2 separate regions of the Homo sapiens genome follow, and region 1 is linked to region 2. Evidence: read pairs that join two places in POLR2A ChIA-PET (ENCODE). Cell type or tissue: A673. All regions are shown on one strand. Each heading gives the region's core, and the rest is flanking DNA. Links, peaks and the distances in the headings are about the cores only. Region 1 overlaps DAG1 (dystroglycan 1). Region 2 holds the start of CIMIP7 (ciliary microtubule inner protein 7).

What was found. Peaks named below come from ENCODE experiments on the same cell type or tissue, not always from the same donor. Only the 100,000 strongest peaks of a DNase experiment are listed, where the experiment ranks them.
Region 1: POLR2A ChIA-PET joins it to region 2 with 11 read pairs; 3 of 35 experiments call an interaction of 5 or more read pairs at or near these places.

What each region holds. Positions count from the first base shown.
Region 1 is chr3:49,489,512-49,492,418 of GRCh38, forward strand. All of the region lies in intron 1 of DAG1 (dystroglycan 1), which reads left to right. Among named protein-coding and RNA genes, the nearest start is that of DAG1, 21 kb to the left of the region's middle. In A673, for the core only: no CTCF peak of the experiment used is centred there; no DNase peak of the experiment used is centred there.
Region 2 is chr3:49,191,628-49,194,534 of GRCh38, forward strand. It overlaps CIMIP7 (ciliary microtubule inner protein 7), which reads right to left and starts at 231. Exons shown (of 4, transcript NM_001080528.3): 1 at 118-231. The coding sequence starts at 144. It also overlaps a transcript of IHO1 not described here. RefSeq lists a silencer at 1,075-1,258. In A673, for the core only: no CTCF peak of the experiment used is centred there; no DNase peak of the experiment used is centred there.

The sequences.
Region 1 (2,907 bases), core at 222-2,721, 300 kb after region 2:
TGCCCACATTTTGCCCTTAGCTCTGGGACCTCTTAACTTGGTAATGATCTGATTTGGGTTTTTTTTCCTCTAGGAGGGAAGGTTCCTGGGAAGGGAAGATAGAATCTATTTTTAATCTTAAGAAAACATAGCTCAATGTAGTAATTTTGGGCCCTAGTGTGACATTTTCTTCCATTATAACCCAAGTCACTTTTAAAACAAAATCCTTTTTTTGTATATTTTGTGTTTGTAATGTTTCTAGAGGAAAATGCTTTTAAAGTATCCTCACTTCCCTTCGTAAACTTGGGAGGGCTTGGGACCTGGTGGGGTATGTGTTTTGAATCATGCTGTCTGGGGGATTAGTGCCTGGAATCCAGATTCCTACTGGACAAAGCGCTGGGGTTTGAGGTAAGTGGGGTGGGGTAGGGGGAGGGTTATATAGCTGTCACAGATTACAGAGCTTACCTGCTGACTGCTTCACAATTGTTGGTACATACACCTGCTTTGGCATGGACGTCCTGAGAGGGGGCTTGGACCATGACCCGTGTTCCTTTCTCTTACCACTTGTTTTTTTCCATTTTGGCTGGGCGCGGTGGCTTACGCCTGTAATCCCAGCACTTTGGGAGGCCGAGGCAGACGGATCACGAGGTCAGGAGATCGAGACTATCCTGGCTAACACGGTGAAACCCCGTCTCTACTAAAAATAGAAAAAATTACTGAGGTGTGGTGGCAGGTACCTGTAGTCCCAGCTACTTGGGCGGCTGAGGCAGGAGAATGATGTGGACCCGGGAGGTGGAGCTTGCAGTGAGCCGAGATCGCGCCACTGCCCTCTAGCCTGGGCGACAGAGTGAGACTCTGTCTCAAAAAAAAAAAAGTTTTTTTTTTTTATATAACTTTAAATTTACAGAAAAATTGCAAGAATAATTCAAGAAACTCCCAAATACTCCATCTAGAGTCACCATTTGTTTGCATTTTGCTGTGTTTGCTCTGTCATTCTCTTTTCTATCTATACCTTTTTTTCTGAACCATCTATGAGTAATTGACAGAAATCATGCCTCTTTATTCCTAATTTTTTTATTCTTTTATTTTTTTTTTTTGGGACAGGGTCTTGCTCTGTCACCTAGGTTGGAGTGCAGTGATGAGATCTTGGCTTATTGCCACCTCCGCCTCCCAAGCTTGAGCGATCTTCCTGCCTTAGCCTCCCGAGTAGCTGAGACTGCAGGTGCAGGCTACCATGCTGGCCTAATTTTGTATTTTTTTGTAGAGATGGGGTTTCACCATGTTGCCCAGGCTGGTCTCAAACTCATCAGTGCAAGCTATCTGCCCTTCTCAGCCTCCCAAAGTGCTGGGATTACAGACATGAGCCACAACCTGGCCTACTCCTAAATTCTTTTTTTTTTTTTTTTTTTTTTTGAGACGGAGTCTCACTCTGTTGTCTTGGTTGGAGTGCAGTGGCACGATCTTGGCTCACTGCAACTTCTGCCTCCCAGGTTCAAGCGATTTTCCTGCCACAATCTCCCTGAGTAGCTGGGACTACAGGCGCGCACTACTACGCCTGGCTAATTTTTGTACTTTAGTAGAGACAGGTTTCGCCATGTTGGCCAGGCTGGTCTCGAACTCCTGACCCAGGTGGTCCGCCTGCCTCAGCCTTCCAAAGTACAGGCGTGAGCCACCACGCCTGGCATTTTTTTCTATTTTTAATAGAGATGGGGTCCCACTATGTTGCCGGGGCTGGTCTCAAACTCCTGGGTTTAAGTGATCCTCCTGCCTCAGCCTCCCGAAATGCTGGGATTACAGGTATGAGCCACCGCTCCCAGCCAAGTTGTTTTTTTTTTTTTTGAGACAGAGTCTCATTCTTTCGCCCAGGTTGGAATGCAGTGGCGTGTTTTTGGCTCACTGCAGCCTCTGCCTCCTGGGTCAAGCAGTTCTCCTGCCTCAGCCTCCCAAGTAGCAGGGATCATAGGCACCTGCCACTATGTCCTGCTATTTTTTTTTTCTTTTTTTTGAGACGGAGTCTTGCTATGTTGCCCAGGCTGGAGTGCAGTGGCGCGATCTTGCTCACTGCAAGCTCTGCCTCCCGGGTTCACGCCATTCTCCTGCCTCAGCCTCCCAAGTAGCTGGGACTGCAGGCGTCCGCCAACACGCCTGGCTAATTTTTTGTATTTTTAGTAGAGATGTGGTTTCACTGTGTTAGTCAGGATGGTCTCGATCTCCTGACCTCGTGATCCGCCCGCGTCGGCCTCCCAAAGTGCTAGGATTACAGGCGTGAGCCACCGCGCCCGGCCTGTCCTGCTATTTTTGTATTTTTAGTAGAGACGGGGTTTCGCCACATTGGCCAGTCTGGTCTCAAACTCCTGACCTCAAGTGATCCTCCCGCCTTGGCCTCCCAGAGTACTGGGATTACAGGCGTGAGCTGCCTCGCCTGGCCCCAAGTCTATTCTTTTTTTTTTTTTTGAGACGGAGTCTCACTTTGTTGCCCAGGCTGGAGTGCAGTGGTGAGATCTCGGCTCCCTGCGACCTCTGCCTCCCGGGTTCAAGCAATTCTTCTGCCTCAGCCTCCTGAATAACTGGGATTATAGGCATGGGCCACCAAGCCCAGCTAATTTTTGTATTTTTAGTAGAGACAGGGTTTCACCATGTTGGTCAGGCTGTTCTCGAACTCCTGGCCTTGTGATCTGCCTGCCTTGGCCTCCTAAAGTGCTGGGATTACAGGCGTGAGCCACCGTACCCCGCCTGGCTCCAAGTCTATTCTTAAGACCACAGAACTTTTGATTTAAGATTCACTGGACAGATACATAACAATACATAAAATAAATGTTTTATTTACAAAATAAGACCTTTAAGTAGTTAGCTGCCAGTTGAAATAATGATTTGGACTGGATGTGGTGGTTTATGCCTGTAATCCCAGCATTTTAGGAGGCTGAGGTG
Region 2 (2,907 bases), core at 91-2,590:
TCCTATTCCAGGTTGGATGCCAAATGAAAACCTTTTCACTTCACCGGCATGACTCAGTCAGATTTCAGGTACAACCAGAGGGCCAGGGGCCAGGATTAACATAAAGTGCACTCTTACCCAGGAGCCTACTAAAGCACTTTGCATCTTTCCAAGAAGGGAGCAGAAAAGGCAAACTTTCCTCTTGTCTTTTGGAGGGTATCTTCAGGAAAGAGAATCTCTGGAGGTCAATTTTTTGTTGCTTAGTGACAAGGGAAGGTTGTGACTGCACAATGCTGCTGCTGTTTGTTGAGACAGTACATGACCTGTTGCCCCTTTGTCCTTGCTGCCCTAGTTCTTCTCTGTGAGAAAAACCTGCCCCTTGGCATTAACAGCCTGAAGAGCCCTTATATATAGAAACACACAGGGCTCCATGGTAGAGTCTAATGGATTCGCAGCCAATGAAATATTCAAAGAACATTTTAAATGCAGGCAAATCCTGCATTTAAAAACCTATGCATCCATACTGCCAGGAATATAAATTTAGAAAGCATTTCATGGAGTCAGAAGAAATGTTAAAGAGGTTGGTGGCTTTTAGGATAAAATTACTGCTTCAGAATAGGCTCTAACAATTTATCTCTTAGGAGTTTGTGGTGACCAGGAATGCTAATCATGACAGGTGAAATGTTACAAGGGCCAAGTAAAGGAATAGGGCATAACAGAACAGAAGAAGGAACATGCAAAGATTTGACATTATGGTTCCATTCTGAGCTACCCTTTGACAAATTTTTGACTGAATTCTCTCTTATTTGTAAAAGAGGGACTTGAACAGTTCACCCCCTTTAACAACCAAAAGAAATTGACAATCAGCCTCTAAACATGTGCCAGTAAAACACCCAAGACCCTGCTAGTGTCAATGGCACAAGCCCTAATATCCAGAATGTCTGCCCCAGTGTAGTCACCCTGGAGAGCCCCTCTCATGCGAACTCACAGGTATTAAAAGGTTCATTGGCCTGGGCTTGGTGGTTCACAACTGTAATCCTAGCAGTTTGGGAGGCCGAGGTGGGCAAATCGCTTGAGCCCAGGAGTTCCAGACCAGTCTGGGCAAAATGGCTAACCTGGTCTCTACAAAAAATACAAAAATCAGCTGGGTGTGGTGGCATATACCTGTAGTTCCAGCTATTTGGGGGACTGAAGTGGGAGGATTGCCTGAGCCTGAGGAGATTGAGGCTGAAGTGAGCTATAATCACATCACTGCACTCCAGCCTGGGTGACAGAATGAGACCCCATCTCAATAAATGAATGAATGAATGAATGAATGAATATTCACTGTAGCATCTATACAAAGGAAAAACTGTAAGCAACCCAAGTGTTGACCAACGGGACAATAAGAAAATTGGGCTATAGTCACACAATGAAATTACTAGCGTTACTATAAATGGGCTACAGATATTAGAATCCACAGAGGTAAATCTTAAAAATGTTGGCCAGGTGCGGTCACTCACGTCTGTAATCCCAGCACTTTGGGAGGTTGAAGTGGGCAGAATGTTTGAGCTCAGGAGTTTGAGACCAGCCTAGGCAACATGGTGAAACTCTGTCTCTACCAAATATACAAAAAATTAACTGGGTGTGGTGGCACACGCCTGCGGTCCCAGCTACTTGGGAGGCTGAGGAGGGAGGATCACTTGAGCCCGGGAAGTGGAGACTGCAGTAAATGGAGATTGCACCACTGTACTCCAGCCTGGGTGACAGAATGAGACCCCCATCTCAAAAACAAAAGAAAACAAAACAAAAACCGTAAAGATGTTGAGTTGGCCGGGAGCGGTAGCTCACGCCTGTAATCCCAGCACTTTGGGAGGCTGAGGCGGGCGGATCACAAGGTCAAGAGATCAAGACCAGCCTGGCCAACATGGTGAAACCCCATTTCTACTAAAAATACAAAAATTAGCTGGGTGTGGTGGCGCCTGTAGTCCCAGCTACGCTACTTGGGAGGCCAAGGAGGAAGAGATCACACCATTGCACTCCAGCCTGGCGACAAAGCGAGACTCTACCAAAAAAAAAAAAAAAAAAAAAAAAAAGGCCAGGTGCAGTGGCTCACGCCTGTAATCCCAGCATTCTGGGAGGCCAAGGTGGGTGGATCACGAGGTTAGCAGTTCGAGACCAGCCTGGCCAACATGGTGAAACCCCGTCTCTACTTAAAATACAAAAATTAGCCAGGCATGGTGGCGCATGCCTGTAGTCCCAGCTACTCAGGAGCCTGAGGCAGAAGAATCGCTTGAACCCGGGAGGCAGAGGTTGCAGTGAGCCGAGATTGTGCCACTGTACTCCAGCCTGGGTGACGGAGTGAGAATCCATCTCAAAAAAAAAAAAAAGAAGTTGAGTCAGACTGGGTGCCGTGGCTCACGTCTGTAGCCCCAGCACTTTGGGAGGCTGAGGCAGGCAGATCATGAGGTCAGGAATTCAAGACCAGCCTGGCCAACATGGTGAAACCCCATCTCTACTAAAAATGGAAAAATTAGCCAGGTGCGGTGGCAGGCACCTGTAATCCCAGCTACTCAGGAGGCTGAGGCAGGAGAATTGCTTCAACCCAGGAGGCAGAGGTTGCAGTGAGTCGAGATCGTGCCATTACACTCCAGTCTAGGCAATGAGAGGGAAACTCTATCTCAAAAAAAAAAAAAAGTACAAAGTGTATATATATATATATATATATATATATTTGAGACGGAGGCTTGCTCTGTTGCCCAGGCTGGAGTGCAGTGGTGTGATCTCGGCTCACTGCAAGCTCCGCCTCCCGGGCTCACACCATTCTCCTGCCTCAGCCTCCTGAGTAGCTGGGACTACAGGTGCCCACCACCCCGCCTGGCTAATTTTTTTTATTTTTAGTAGAGAGGGGGTTTCACTGTGGTCTCGATCTCCTGACCTCGTGATCCA